3 separate regions of the Homo sapiens genome follow, and all the other regions are linked to region 2. Evidence: chromatin loops called from intact Hi-C (ENCODE). Cell type or tissue: endothelial cell of umbilical vein. All regions are shown on one strand.

Region 1 (5,000 bases), 700 kb before region 2:
CTCCTGGTACCCTGTTCTTGTTTCTCCTGTGAATAGCTCATTAGTGTTGGGCAGATGTTCCCATTGGGTGCACCATGTTAATGGAGAAACAAAAGAGGCAGCATTGTGATCCAAGAGAAGTTAATATTGAATCCAAAATAGAATAATGAATAAGAATATGTGCTTCCTACATGCCTGTTAGCAACAAACTCTCAATTGTGGCTTATTTTCTATATGACTTACTTGGTTAACCTCCTGTTAACAAGAATGGAGAAAAAATATTCACCAGTTTGGCTGTTAGGTGCTGATACTGTTCACTTTTACCCTGGTCATCTTTCTTTACTATTTGAAAAGAGGCCAGTAGAAATGTAAAAAAAAATGCTTATGGATATTTGAATATAATTAATGTTAAATCAAGACTAAACCACTAAGCCAGTTACAGAGGTGCAATCCTGGGGAAACATGATAGAATACATAAGTTAGTGAGAAGTACAAAAGATGAATTAAAAATTATGCTGCATTAAAAAGTCAACATTTATTGCAAAAAACAGATTTCATACTTCGTACATTTCCTGCATTTTTATTTTGTTTTTTCAGTTAATAATACATTTTGGAGATGCAAAGTCAGAGGATTTTAAGAGTGTTAGATGTGGACTTCAGAGATTTGTGTATGAATCTTATCACTGTATCTATGGCATAATATTGCCTGCTTTTAAATATGACATAGAACAGTAAACTTGGATGATAGTCTTCAGACACAGCTGCTCGGTCTTCTTTTTGGCAGCCTTTTTTCACTTTTTATACAAGTAAGTCATATTCCTTGTTAAACAATTAGAAAATAGAAATAAGCAAAAGGAAAGAAATCATCCATATTTTTTCACTCTCAAAAATATACATTTACATCTTGATGTTTAATGAGAATCTTCCCTTTCCTCTCTCTCCTTTCTCTGTGTACACACACACAGTGACACACACACACACACACACACACATATATACATACATCTTTTAAAAATAAGATCACATTATATATAGTTCTGTAACTTGCTTTTATCACTTAAGTTTTTACGCCAATGAAGATAGGTCTATATTATAACTTTAAATCATGGCAAACTGTTCCATTGTTATGTGTGTGTTATCAAACCAAACTGGGGTCCGCTCACCCAGCACAGTGAGGCCAAACATCCACATTGAGTTTTGCAGTGGGAGAAGGGAGGGTGATTATTTTTATTTTTCAGCTTTTATTTTAGATTCAAGGAGGAGTATATGTGCAAGTTTGTTACATGGGTAAATTGTGTGTCGCTGAGGTTTGGTATATGAATGATCCCATCACCCAGGTAGTGAGCATAGTATCCAAAAGGTAGTCTTTCAAGTCTTACCCCCTCCCTGCCTCCTCTCTCTAGTAGTCTCCCGTGTCTATTGTTGCCATCTTTATGTCCATGTGTACTCAGTGTCTACCCACTTATAAGTGAGAACATGTGGTATTTGATTTTCAGTTCCTGTGTTAGTTCACTTAGGATAATGATCTCTAGCTGCATCCATGTTGCTGCAAAGGACATGATTTTGTGCCTTTTTATGGCTGTGTAGTATTCCATGGTGTATATATGTGACATTTTCTTTATCCAGTCCACTCTTGATGGGCATCTAGGCTGATTCCATATTTTTACTGTTGTGAATAATGCTGTGATGAACATACAAGTGCATGTGTTTTTTTGGTAGAACAACTTATTTTCCTTTCAGTATATATATCCAGTAATGGGATTGCTGGGTCAAATGGTAGTTCTGTTTTTAGTTCTTTGAGAAAGGAGGGCATTTATTTGCAGGACACCAAGGAAAGGGAATCCAGCAGCTCACATTTAAGTCCCAACTTCCCTGATGGCTTGCAAGGAGGGTTTTTAAAGGCAAGGATAAATTTCAGGAAAGCAGAAATTACAGGCAAAATCATAAATCAATACATGGTGATTACACATTGGTTTTGGCCTAAAAGGGCAGGATATCTTGACGTGGGGGCTTACAGGCCATAGGTAGATTCAGAGGTTTTCTGATTTGCAATTGGCTAAGGAAGAGAAGCTTTGTTTAAAAATTTGGGGTCAGCAGAAAAGAGTATTAGCTCTGGCTTGTGGGTGTGACTTCCTCCAGGCCACTTACAAAGAAATTTAGAACAAAGAACGACGGTCAGACTTCAGTCCTCTGTTCCACCTTATCTGAGGTCTGTGTGCCAGTGCATCTGTTTGGTGGTGGTCCAGGTTTCTGAAAAACAACTCAGGGACATATGTTAGATGTTATCTTCAGTTCCTTTAGAGGACCAAACAACCTATGATTCAAACTTCCTTGCATATTGTTTTAAGCTACTATTATCTTCTTCCTGATCAAGTTACTTATTTACTTTTTAGGACTTCCTTGGCGCTTGGAATTTCCTTTGAAGGAACTCAAGACTTTCCTTTATTTCTATGCTTGGGGGGCCTTCAGGCCCCTAAGAGGGGCCCCTGCTGCATCTCATATGGACAGTCCGTAATCTATTTATTTAACCAACCCACTGTGGTTGAACACTTCAGCAGCTTCAAGTATTTACAAGTATAAACAGCTCACACTCTGCAACATGAGTGCTTAATAATGTCTTATTGACACCAGAATTTCAGGTACTTCTCCAAAAGGCATTTATTTCCCCTTGATTCCCTCCCTCCCTCCCTCCCTCCCTTCTTTCCTTCCTTCCTTCCCTCCCTCCCTCCCTTCTTCCTCTCCACCTCATTTTTTTTAGCAACACTTCCATCAGTTATGTATTTCATTCTGTCCTGATCAGGTAATGGGACTGAATCAGAGGGGGCAGCTGGCAAGGAGGCTAAGAGGAGGGTTTACCAGCTGGTGGTAAAGAAGAACCAAGGTTTCTGCTTACCAGTAAACTCTCCATGGCCGTTAATGCAGAATGTAGCCCTGCCTTTACACGTAGCTCGCAAGCTGATATATGTCATCCTTCTCTGATGAGTCTTCTTTTCTCTTTCAGAGTTTATCTTAATATAGTATTTTAATAAGAGTTCACTGGTATAAAAATGCAGCCATGTGGACTAAATATTGAGCCTTCCAAGGTGATTATTTAGAAAGATAAGACTTATTTGCATGCAGAAGTTCTAATACGTTTGTTTAAAACAAGAAGTCTCACTATTGTTTTAATATTAGGGAAGAGTCCCTAGGCTGCAAGAGGTGGGAGATAGAGTAGGATGCTGGAAATTAAAAAAATAAGGGCCACTTACCTGAGCCTGTTGGAGATGAAAAATACATTTGAATAGGGTAAGAGCAGCCACAATTATATTATATCTTAATGCGCATCTCATATTCCAGGCAAGTCTTGCAGGATAGCAAAAACAATTAGCATTTCATAATGTAGTAATTCTGTATTCTAGCAAAACAGCCCCTTATGTGAAAGCCAAATTAATTGACAGAATGATGGCACTGAACTCACAGGCATCATCTTTGGTTCAGTGAGTGCATGTTTTCTACATTTTTAAGTGGGAGAAACAGAAGATTTTGGAGATTGGGCTTCCCTCCTGTATTAGGGACTAATCTAGGACCTTTATTAAGCTCCTCTCAAATTATCCACTTTGAACGTACTGTCTCTTTCCTGAGGGACTCTACCTGATGCTGCTCTTTATGGAATTTTGGTTCTGGAGTTTTAGGATAGGCCTGGAAACTGTATATTAACAAGCAGCTCAAGTAAGTCTTAAAATCTGGAAGATTTGGGAAGTCTGCTGGAGGGGATAGGAGTATAGACTTTGAGTCAAACGGACCTAGATTCTGGGACTGGCTTTCAGTTTCCAGCTGGGTAAGCTTGGGTGTGTTACTTAACTTTCTTGAGGTTAAGAGTCCTCAGAAAGGACTCATCTGTAAAATGTCTACTACCTATTTAACCTAGTATTGTGCACTGTCCTCTTTGCTTTCTGAACCGGCCACCTGCCCTTTTATCCCTGCTCCTCAAGAATAGCAAGACCTTTTCTTCCCCAGGGCCTTTGCACATGCTATTCTGTCGGCACATCTCTCTCCTCTGGCTTCCTCCAACTCATTCTTCAGGCTTTAGCTCCACCATCACTTAGATGGCCTTTCTTGATTTTTATAATCTGAATTATGTCCCCCATCCCATCTGAAGTATTCTCTTACATAATTTATTTTCCTTCTTTGCCTTACCTTTTACCTTCTCTTGCAAAATGATTTCTTTCCTAGACTAGTCTGTTAGCTCCATGAGGGCAGAGGGCTTCCTTTGTTTAGCACCATTGTTAGAGCCAAGGGGTGACTTGGGGAGGGAGCTTTATGCTTCCTGTTACCAAAAAACTTTAAGTCTTAAAAACAAACAAGCAAACAAACATACAAAACCCAGTGCTCTTTTTGTGCAAATGTGGCTTCAAGAAAAATCCTCTGGGCTCCAGTTATTTCTCTTTTGCCTTCTTTTATAGAGACAAAGTTTCCTTTAGTTAACCAGGCTTGCCTCAAACTACTTACTGGCTTCAAGGGATCCTCCCACCTTGGCCTCCCAAAGTGCTGGGATTATGGTGTGAGTCATTGCACCCAACCACCTTCTTAATCCCATTCTGGAGCCTTTCTTGTTCCTCCTACACACCCTAACAAGCTTGTCCAACTCACCATATTTTGTTGTTGTTGTCCTGTTTTGCTTTGTTTTAGGCTTTTAGCAGCCTTGAAGCCATGGTTTTTAGTTTCTGTCTGTAGTGATAAGCAGAAAAGAGGGAAGAGGAAAGGGCTTTACCAGCCCAAACAGAAACAGAAACCGAAGCTAAGAAGCCGTGACTGTATTCTTTCCCTTGGACATCCCTCTGAGAGCACAGGGACTGACCTAGAATTCTTAAAAATATTTGTATGCAGATGACACCTGCATTTATAGTTCTAAACCTACCTCTTTCCTGAGCTCCAGCTCTGAGCTTCCAGTTGTTTCCTAATTAACTCATTGATATCTGGTAATGGCTATTCCTCTAATTATTTCAGTGGGCTTTTGTATTGCTGTCATTAAAAAAAATTGT
Region 2 (5,000 bases):
TAGAAATAATTTTTTTAACTGGCTTGGTTAAGCATATCTTTTCATTTATTATATTTTAGGTTTTGGCAAAATCTTTAAATATTATTTAAATGTTTTTAATTAGTACTAATCTATTCAGCTTTCATATTTTATTCTCATGCTTATTTGACATATTATACTATTGCAGACATTTATTCACTTATGATTTTTGTGAATATTCATATTTACTGAGGAATAGTACTGGATCCTTATCTTCTCTTATTCCATTTAATTCCACCTTTAAAACACCGTTATATTTATATCCCATGTTACTTAAAATTGCAACAGAAACAACCCTTATCATTAAGTACTTTTTAAGCAGGTTTCCTCAGTTTCTTATATTCCAACATTTGGATGTGCCATGATCTAGTTAATGATTCAGGTGACAGATTGTATTTTCCAAAGATAGCCACAATGCATTTCCCATCTCACCTGCTCTTTTAAGAGGTGTCTGCATTCTTTTCCTTTGAAAATGGCAAGTTTTGACTCATCAGTATCCAACAGAATGAAGCAGAGTGATGTTTTATGACTTCCTAGGCTAGGTAAGAATATGCAGCACAGCTTCAGCCTTGTTTGGGGAAGACAGTGACAGAGCTACTAGAAGGAAAAATAATATAAGCAGTTACTCCAGTTGCTACTGCTGTGCAACAAATTACTTCAATTTTAGTGGCTTAAACAGTGATGATTTTTTTTTTTTTTTTCAGAAATCCTTGTCTCTCTTCTACAATGTCTGAGGCCTCAGCTAGGAAGATTCAGTGATTAGGGTGACTCAGTATGGCTAGAATCATCTGAATGTTTCTTCAAATAATTTCCTTTAATAAAAGATACCTCCAAATTTGGCAGCTACATGCATTATATCTGGGGCTCCACCCCATAGTCAGTCTCTATGGCAATTTAACATTTCTCTTCACCACCACTTAAAAATAGACAAGAAAAATCCCATTTATCAAAATACTTCAGTGGCCATTTGCAGAAGGTATCAGAGCAGATTCCAAGATAATGGACTCAAAGTTACTAACATCAGTGTGATCTGCAAGGGCACAGAGAGTCCTGATTTCTCCCCCTGAATCAGTTATCTGACTCATGATTTCCAAGAGACCTTCCACCTAACATTTGACATAAAAGCTATCTTTAATGTGCCCACCCCCACTTTTTTGTTTCTCATCGGCAGAAAAATATCAAAGTGCAGATTTGCACTTCAAAAATGGTGAAGGGAAGTACAGCTTCATTTGGGAGTTTTCTGATGTTAGATTCCTATACCAAAAAGTATAAAATCTTTTGTAGAATGCATTTAGAAAGGTTCTCATCTGAGGCAAGAAAAAAGGTCTTGAAATAAAAAATTAGAGGATATTAACTCTTTGGAAGCACTTTAAAAATTGCCCTTCTAGGAAGTTGCTTCTATTTTAATCCCTACCTGTAAGTTCAGTTTTCCCAAGGACAAACATCTAGAGCACAGCATAATTATTCTAAGATGAGACATACTTCCACTTTTTAAAAAAGAACAATAGCATTAAAAATCCTGCAAAGAAAAATCTCCAATTCAGAAACTGGAAGCTACTTTCTTTCATCCCATTGTTAACACGTTGTTTTGATATAAAGAATCTAAAGAAACAATCTAGACACTGACTAACTTAATGCCAATGACAATTACAATCTTGTGTCATAAATACATATTTACTGCAATAATTTTAAATGTATTATTTAAAAGTGATATGATAGCCTAGGAGAATATACCAGAATAAGTATTCAAATAATAATTGTCTAATAAGAGTTGCAGTTATGCAATTCACACCAGCACATGCTTAGATTGATGACTTAGCACACTCGTTCCCATGAAGTGAAAAGGTTTACTTCCCAATTAAATTCTTAATGCTTTTCAAAGTTTTCTTGTCCTAGTATTTGTATTTTCCTTAGTATCGTATCAGAATCTTTGCCATCATCATTAGCCAATGTGTTTATTCAGTCATTGTGTGAATAGCTTTGATCTGAGTGTACCAAGATAAGCTTCCTGAAGTCCAGTAAACACTCAGAGTTGTTTTGGAACATGAGCCAACTGCTTTCCTCTCTCACGAACTCTCTGCTTTAATGACTCATGACGCTGAAATAAATTGGAATTTAAACAGTTAGGAAAGATTTATGGACTTAGAATTATCCGGTTTGGGGTCTTAGACAAACCTAAAATTATTAAATATTATGCATATATTCTAATTTTTGCCCTGATCTCCCTTCAAATGAGAGGAAATGGCTATGAAGATATGAATTTTTTCCCTATCTAACATATCGGCTGTAATTGGATTAATAATAACAGGGTTACATTTGTTAAAATGGTAGGTTGAACATATGCATTAGCTTCCATTCCTCATTTAAACCCCAGTAAGACAACAATAAAAGGATTTTTTTAGATAGCATAGCAAGGACAAAGATAATAGGAGAGAACACAATCATGATAAATTTTTGGAAACTGGAAAGCAGATGGACTAGAAAGCTAAATACTAAATTAGCAGTGAGCATCTGAAAAGCAACTTAATTTTATACCAAAGAACTCAAAAAGGATCCACATTAATGATACCAGTAACCCCTGCAGATGGGAGCGGGAGAGATACAGGCTAAAAATTAAATTACAGCCGAAAGTCTTTTTAAAAAAGAGTTTGGTTTTCAGATTCTCTCTACTTTCTTGTGCAGCTAGACAACAGTTTCTTCCTTGCCCTGGGAGTTTTAACATCTCCAGAATATAAAATACACTCTCTCTGTACTGAAAGACTATACAGTAACATAGTGGGTGAGCAGCCAGGCTTTTGTCTCCCAGGTAGGAGATTAGAAGCACATTCACTGAGGACTCTAACTAGTCTAACTAGTCAAGAGAAAAGAGCAAAAATTACTGACAGTGGAGTTTCTATCATACAGGCCACTCTACAGAAAAGCCCTTAGACAATAAGCCACATGCTTGCACACACAGAGCTTTCAATAAACTGTTTAGTTCATTGCTTTTAATTTTCTAAAGTTTGCTGACAAACTTCCTATAGCATTCAAAGAATAGAGGCATTAGAAATTAAAAATAAGGTAAGAATTTTTAAAAGACTCAATAAATAGTTGGAAGATAAAGTTGGACACAAGATTCTAAAAGTATCAAGGAAGAAAAAGTAGGTTTTGTAAGAAGAATTAAGAATGGCTTGGATATCACGAGGACAACAAATGAAGGTTAGAATCAATTGAATAATGCCTCAAAATACTAAGGACATTTGTGGGGTTTTTTTCCTGAAATTTCATACCCAAACAAATATCAACTAAATATGAGAGTAAAATAAAGTCATTTTAAGACATGCAAGGTCTTTCTAGAGGATGTGCTCCATGAAAATGAGGGAGTAAACAAAGAGGGAAAGAGAGAGAGTGTGTGTATGTGTGTGTGTCCAGGAAGCAAGAGAACACAAATATGAATGAAGGTTCCAAGACTACAGAGCTCTAGTAGGCTCTGAGATTAATCCATCTATATTGGAGCAGATTATGAGGCTTTAAGAGGCCTCTCTGAGAAGGAAAGAACAGAACACCAGTATACCTAATGAGCTAAGGGGAGGTTTAACATGTGGAAAACTGGGTGCAAGGTACATATGACTTCTCTGTACCATCCTTGCAAGTTTTCTGAAAATCTGAAATGATTCTAAAATCAAAAGTAGAACTCTACTGGGACACAAGAGTCAGGGAGGTGGTGCATGTATGTAGTAGGTGGTAACTGAAAAGGAGTTAGTCTTCATTTTTCTAAGTCTAAAATTGGAAAATCAAGAGGTTAAAATGTAAACATGTTACTTAAAGATGTAGAAGTCAATATGGAAATACAAAGATGTAACTGGAGAGCAAGTTGGGGAGTACCGGTTTAGTAACAAGCCTAGTTACAGTTTTTGACTTTAAGTCTGTGCCTGTACAACCTGATGAAATAGAAAACAAATTTAAAGGGAAAAGATGTGGTTCTCATATATCATCCAGATTTTCAGTTATTTGAAATTTTAATACCAAATAACATTTCCCATTGCCCTACTTACCCACCCCATGTTACCTTATCAAACCAGATCAGTGATGCTTTCAGAAATTATTTGGTTTGATCAATTCAGTGACTCTAGGAAAGAGTATGCTATTAGTAATAGTTTATGTGATTTACATATTTATACTTTGAATATACATGACCCTACCAAAATTATATCTAAAAATATTTATTATTCTTTATTATTAGGTTAAAAATTGTTTTCTTTTCACATCAAATATTTACTTCCTTTTTTCACAAGGGCATGTTACACTGCCTCCCATTTTGCAAAAGCAAGACAAAGTGCAAATTAAAGGAGTTTTAATGTATATTTAACCAGATATTCCAGGATACAGGATGTAACTTGTGTTTATACTTTTTTAAATACTTTCGAATATAATTATTAGAAAAATACTTAAAAATGGGTAATGTTTACCATAAGAGCCTCCATTGTGTGGTTATTGACTAATTTATTTTTTAATTTGACAAATGATAATTGTACATATTCATGGGTACATAGTGACATTTTAATGCGTATAATGTATAGTGCTCAGATCCAGGTTATTAGCACATCCATAATCTCAAACACTTATCATTTCTTTGTGTTGGGAACATTCAATATCCTCCATCTGCTATTTGAAACTATATATTATTGCTAATTAAAATCATCCTACAGTGGTAGAGAACACTATACTTTATTCCTCCTATCTAGCTGTAATTTTGCATTCTTTAACAAATCTCTCCCTAGCCCTCCCTTCCCCCTACCCTGCCCAGCCTCTAGTACCCTCTGTTCTGCTTTTTACTTCTATGACATCAACTTTTTTAGCTTCCACATATGAGTGATAACATGTGGTGTTTAACTTTGTGTTCCTGGCTTATTTCATTTAACACAATGTCCTTCAGTTCTATCCATGTGGGCACAAATGACAGGATTTCATTCTTTTTAATGGTTGAATAGTATTTCATTGTG
Region 3 (5,000 bases), 310 kb before region 2:
TTCCAACACAATCATAAAGATAATAACTTTTATAAAAATATTTCAAGACTTTTACCAAGGGCCTATCTTAAATCCTTTGATTGTTGAATGATTCTTCTTTGAAGACCCGTTCTTGTCATTTTTTTTCTGGTTGATTTTCTTCTCCTTCATCCTTAATTGACCTGCCTCTGCTAATCCTCATTTAGCTAACTTTGTTGGTGACTTAAAAGGTTACCAACACTTTTATCTACTCTATGAAATCTTACATCTTTTCAAGTTTTGCAATTTTACTTTGAAATAAAGTTGTGTTATGTATTTATCACACATTTATTAAGATAGGGTTGGGGTATTTGAGTGAGTCAGGATTAATTTTACAAGTTCATTAATGAATACTTTTGAGGCATGACTGCTTCCCTACGCAATTTCATGGCTATAAGAATTCAGATAATGGGGCATGGCTGTCAAGATGGCTGAATAGGAACAGCTACAGTCTGCAGCTCCCAGTGAGGTCAATGCAGAAGGTGCGTGATTTCTGCATTTCCAACTGAGGTACGTGGCTCATCTCATTGGGACTGGTTAGACAGTGGGTGCAGCCCACGGAGGGCGAGCCGAAGCAGGGTGGGGTATTCCCTCACCCAGGAAGCACAAGAGGTTGGGGGACTCCCTCCCCTAGCCAAGGGAAGCCATGAGGTATGTGCTGTGAGGAACAGTGCACTCTGGCCCAGATACTATGCTTTTCCCATGGTCTTCATAACCCGCAGAGCAGGAGATTCCCTCAGGTGCCTACGCCACCAGGACCCTGGGTTTCAAGTACAAAACCAGGCAGCCCTTTGGGCAGACATCAAGCTAGCTGCGGGAGTTTTTTTTTTTTTTTTTTTTTTCCATACCCCAGTGGTGCCTGGAACGCCAGCAAGACAGAACCATTCACTCCCCTGGAAAGAGGGCTGAGGCCATGGAACCAAGTGGTCTAGTTCAGTGGATCCCACCCTCACGGAGCCCAGCAAGCTAAGATCCACTGGCTTGAAACTCTTGCTGCCAGCACAGCAGTCTGAAGTCGACCTGGGATGCTCCAGCTTAGTGTGGGGAGGGGCATCTGCCATTACTGAGGCCTAAGTAGGTGGTTTCCCCTTCACAGTTTAAAAAAAGCTGCCAGGAAGTTCGAACTGGGTGGAGCCCACTGCAGCCTGGCACAGCCGCTGTAGCCAGATTTCCTCTCTAGATTCCTCCTTTCTGAGCAGGGCATCTCTGAAAGAAAGGCAGCAGTTCCAGTGAGGGACTTATGGATAAAACTCCCATCTCCCTGGGACAGAGGACCTGGGGGAAGGGGCAGCTGTGGGCAGAGATTCAGCAGACTTAAATGTTCCTGCCTGCCAGCTCTGAAGAGAGCAGTGGATCTCCCAGCACAGCACTCAAGCTCTGCTAAAGGACAGACTGCCTCCTCAAGTGGTGCCCTGACCCCCATGCCTACTGACTGGGAGATACCTCCCAGCGGGGGTTGACAGACACTGCATACAGGAGAGCTCCAGCTGGCACCTGGCAGGTGCACCTCAGGGACGAAGCTTCCAGAGGAAGGAACAGGCAGCAATCATTGCTGTTCTGCAGCCTCCACTGGTGATACCCAGGCAAACAGGGTCTGGAGTGGACCTCCAGCAAACAGCAGCAGACCTGCAGAAGAGGGGCCTGGTTGTTAGAAGGAAAACTAAAAACCAGAAAAGAATAGCATCAACATCAACAAAAAAGATGTCCACACAGAAACCTCATCTGAAACTCATCAACATCAAAGACCAAAGGTAGATGAATCCGTGAAGATGAGGAAGAACTAGCACAAAAAGGCTGAAAATTCCAAAAACCAGAATGCCTTTGTGATCCAAAGGATCACAACTCCTCACCAGCAAGGGAGCAAAACTGGATGGAAAAATGAGATAGATGAATTGACAGAAGTAGGCTTCAGAAGGGTAGGTAATAACAAAATCCTCCTAAAGGAGGAGCTAAAGGAGCATGTTCTAACCCAAGGCAAGGAAGCTAACAACCTTGAAAGAAGGTTAGACAAATTGCTAACTAGAATAAACAGTTTAGAGAAGAACATAAATGACCTGATGGAGCTGAAAAACACAGCACGAGAACTTTGTGAAGCATACAGAAGTATCAATAGCTGAATCAATCAAGTGGAAAAAAGGATATCAGAGATTGAAGATCAACTTAATGAAATAAAGTGTGAAGACTAAATTAGAGAAAAAACAGTGAAAAGGAACAAACAAAGCCTCCAAGAAATATGGGACTATGTGAAAAGACCAAATCTATGTTTGACTGGTGTACCTGAAAGTGATGGGGAGAATGGAACCAAGTTGGAAAACACTCTTCAGGATATTATCCAGGAGAACTTCCCCAACCTAGGAAGACAGGCCAGCATGCAAATTCAGGAAATACAGAGAACACCACAAAAATATTTCTTGAGAAGAGCAACCCCAAGTCACATAATCGTCAGATTCACCAAGGTTGAAATGAAGAAAAAAATGTTAAGGGCAGCCAGAGAGAAAGGTTAGGTTACCCACAAAGGGAAGCCCATCAGACTAACAGCAGATTTCTCTGCAGAAACCCTACAAGCCAGAAGAGAGAGGGGAAAAATATTCAACATTCTTAAAGAAAAGAATTTCAACCCAGAATTTCATATCCAGCCAAACTAAGCTTCATAAGCAAAGGAGAAATAAAATCCTTTACAGACAAACAAATGCGAGAGATTTGGTCACCACCAGGCCTGCCTAACAAGAGCTTCTGAAGGAATCACTAAATATGGAAAGAAAAAAAACTAGTATCAGCCACTGCAAAAACAAACCAAATTGTAAAGACCATTGACACTATGAAGAAACTGCATCAACTAACAGGCAAAATAACCAGCTAGCATCATAATGACAGGATCAAATTCACACATAACAATATTAACCTTAAATGTAAATGGGCTAAATGCCACCAATTAAAAGACACAGACTGGCAAATTGGATAAAGAGTCAAAACCCATTTGTGTGCTATATTCAGGAGACCCATCTCACGTGCAAAGACACACATAGGCTCAAAATAAAGGGATGGAGGAAGATTTATTTTCCAAGCAAATGGAAAAAAAAAAGGGTTGCAATCCTAGTCTCTGATATAACAGACTTTAAACCAACAAAGATAAAAAAAGACAAAGAGGGACATTACATAATGGTGAAGGGATCAATGCAACAAGAAGAGCTAACTATCCAATATATATGCACCCAATACAGGAGCACCCAGATTCATAAAGCAAGTTCTTAGAGACCTGCAGAGAGACTTAGACTCCCACACAGTAATAGTGGGAGATTTTAACACCCCACTGTCAATATTAGATCAATGAGACAGAAAATTAACAAAGATATTCAGGATTTGAACTCAGCTCTGGACCAAGCGGACCTAATAGACATCTACAGAACTCTCAACCCCAAATCAACAGAATACACATGCTTCTCAGCACCACATAGCACTTTTTCTAAAATTGACCACATAATTGGAAGTAAAACACTCCTCAGCAAATGCAAGAAAATGGAAATTATAACAGTTTCTCAGATCACAGTGCAATCAAATTAGGATTAAGAAACTCACTCAAAACCACAAGTACACAGAAACTGAACAACCTGCTCCTGAATGACTACTGGGTAAATAACAAAAGTAAGGGAGAAATAAATAAGTTCTTTGAAACCAATGAGAACAAAGACACAATGTACCAGAATCTCTGGGACAAAGCTAAAGGTGGGTTTAGCGGGAAATTTATAGCACTAAATGCCCACAGGAGAAAGTGAGAAAGATCTAAAATCGACCCCCTAACATCACAATTAAAAGAACTAGAAAAGCAAGAGCAAACCAATTCAAAAGCTAGCAGAAGACAAGAAATAACTAAGACCAGAGCAGAATTGAAGGAGATAGAGACATGAAAAACCCAAAAAATGAATGAATTTAGGAGTTGGTTTTTTGAAAAGATTAACAAAATAGACTGCTAGCAAGACTAATAAAGAAGAAAAGAGAGAAGAATAAAAAAGACACAATAAAGCACGATAAAGGGGATATCACCACTGATCCCACAGAAATACAAACTACCATCAGAGAATAGTATAAACACCTCTACACAAATAAACTAGAAAATCTAGAAGAAATGGATAAATTCCTGGAAACATACACCCTTTCAAGACTAAACCAGGAAGAAGTCAAATCCCTGAATAGACCAATAACAAGTTCTGAAATTGAGGCAGTAATTAATAGCCTACCAACCAAAAAAAGCTCAGGACTAGACAGAGTCATAGCCAAATTCTACAAGATGTGCAAAGGAGCTGGTACTATTCCTTTGGAAATGATTCCAAACAATAAAAAAGGGGACTCCTCTCTAACTAATTTTATGAGGCCAGCATCATCTTCATACCAAGACGTGGCAGAGACACAACAAAAAAAGAAAATTCCAGGCCAGTATCCTTGATGAACATCAATGCAAAAATCCTCAATAAAATACTGGCAAACCAAATCCAGCAGCACATCAAAACGCTTATCCACCACGATTGAGTCTGCTTCATCCCTGGGATGCAAGGCTGCTTCAACATACACAAATCAATAAACGTAATCCATCACATAAACAGAACCAATGACAAAAACCACATGATTATCTCAATAGATGCAGAAAAGGCCTTTGACAAAATTCAACACCCCTTCATGCTAAAAACTCTCAATAAACTAAGTGTCAATAGAATGTATCTCAAAATAATAAGAGCTATTTATGACAATCCCACAGCCAATATCATACCGAGTGGGCAAAAGATAGAAACGTTCCCTTTGGAAACTGGCACATGAAAAGGATGCCCTTTCTCACCACTCCTATTCAACATAGTATTGGAAGTTCTGGCCAGGACAATCAGGCAAGAGAAAGAAATAAAGTGTATTCAATTAGGAAAAGAGGAAGTCAAATTGTCTCTCTTTGTGGATGACATAATTGTATGTTTTGAAAACCCCATTGTCTCAGTCCA

The links. Hi-C counts contacts between places; a loop is a spot of excess contacts. Peaks named below come from ENCODE experiments on the same cell type or tissue, not always from the same donor. Only the 100,000 strongest peaks of a DNase experiment are listed, where the experiment ranks them.
Region 1: a loop joins it to region 2, with 16 times the contacts of the local background. A loop is called at or near these places in 1 of 110 quality-filtered maps.
Region 3: a loop joins it to region 2, with 9 times the contacts of the local background. A loop is called at or near these places in 1 of 110 quality-filtered maps.

Annotation. Positions count from the first base shown.
Region 1 is chr14:38,989,873-38,994,872 of GRCh38, reverse strand. No RefSeq gene overlaps it. Among named protein-coding and RNA genes, the nearest start is that of LINC00639, 75 kb to the right of the region's middle. In endothelial cell of umbilical vein, no CTCF peak of the experiment used is centred here; a DNase peak (open chromatin) is centred at 2,272; H3K27ac peaks cover 2,187 bases.
Region 2 is chr14:38,287,822-38,292,821 of GRCh38, reverse strand. LOC112268136 (a long non-coding RNA gene) reads right to left here. Exons shown (of 5, transcript NR_169588.1): 3 at 451-615. Among named protein-coding and RNA genes, the nearest start is that of CLEC14A, 34 kb to the right of the region's middle. In endothelial cell of umbilical vein, no CTCF peak of the experiment used is centred here; DNase peaks (open chromatin) are centred at 1,211, 1,991, 2,961 and 3,331; H3K27ac peaks cover 3,622 bases.
Region 3 is chr14:38,597,727-38,602,726 of GRCh38, reverse strand. No RefSeq gene overlaps it. Among named protein-coding and RNA genes, the nearest start is that of LINC00639, 320 kb to the left of the region's middle. In endothelial cell of umbilical vein, a CTCF peak has its summit at 1,937; a DNase peak (open chromatin) is centred at 1,946.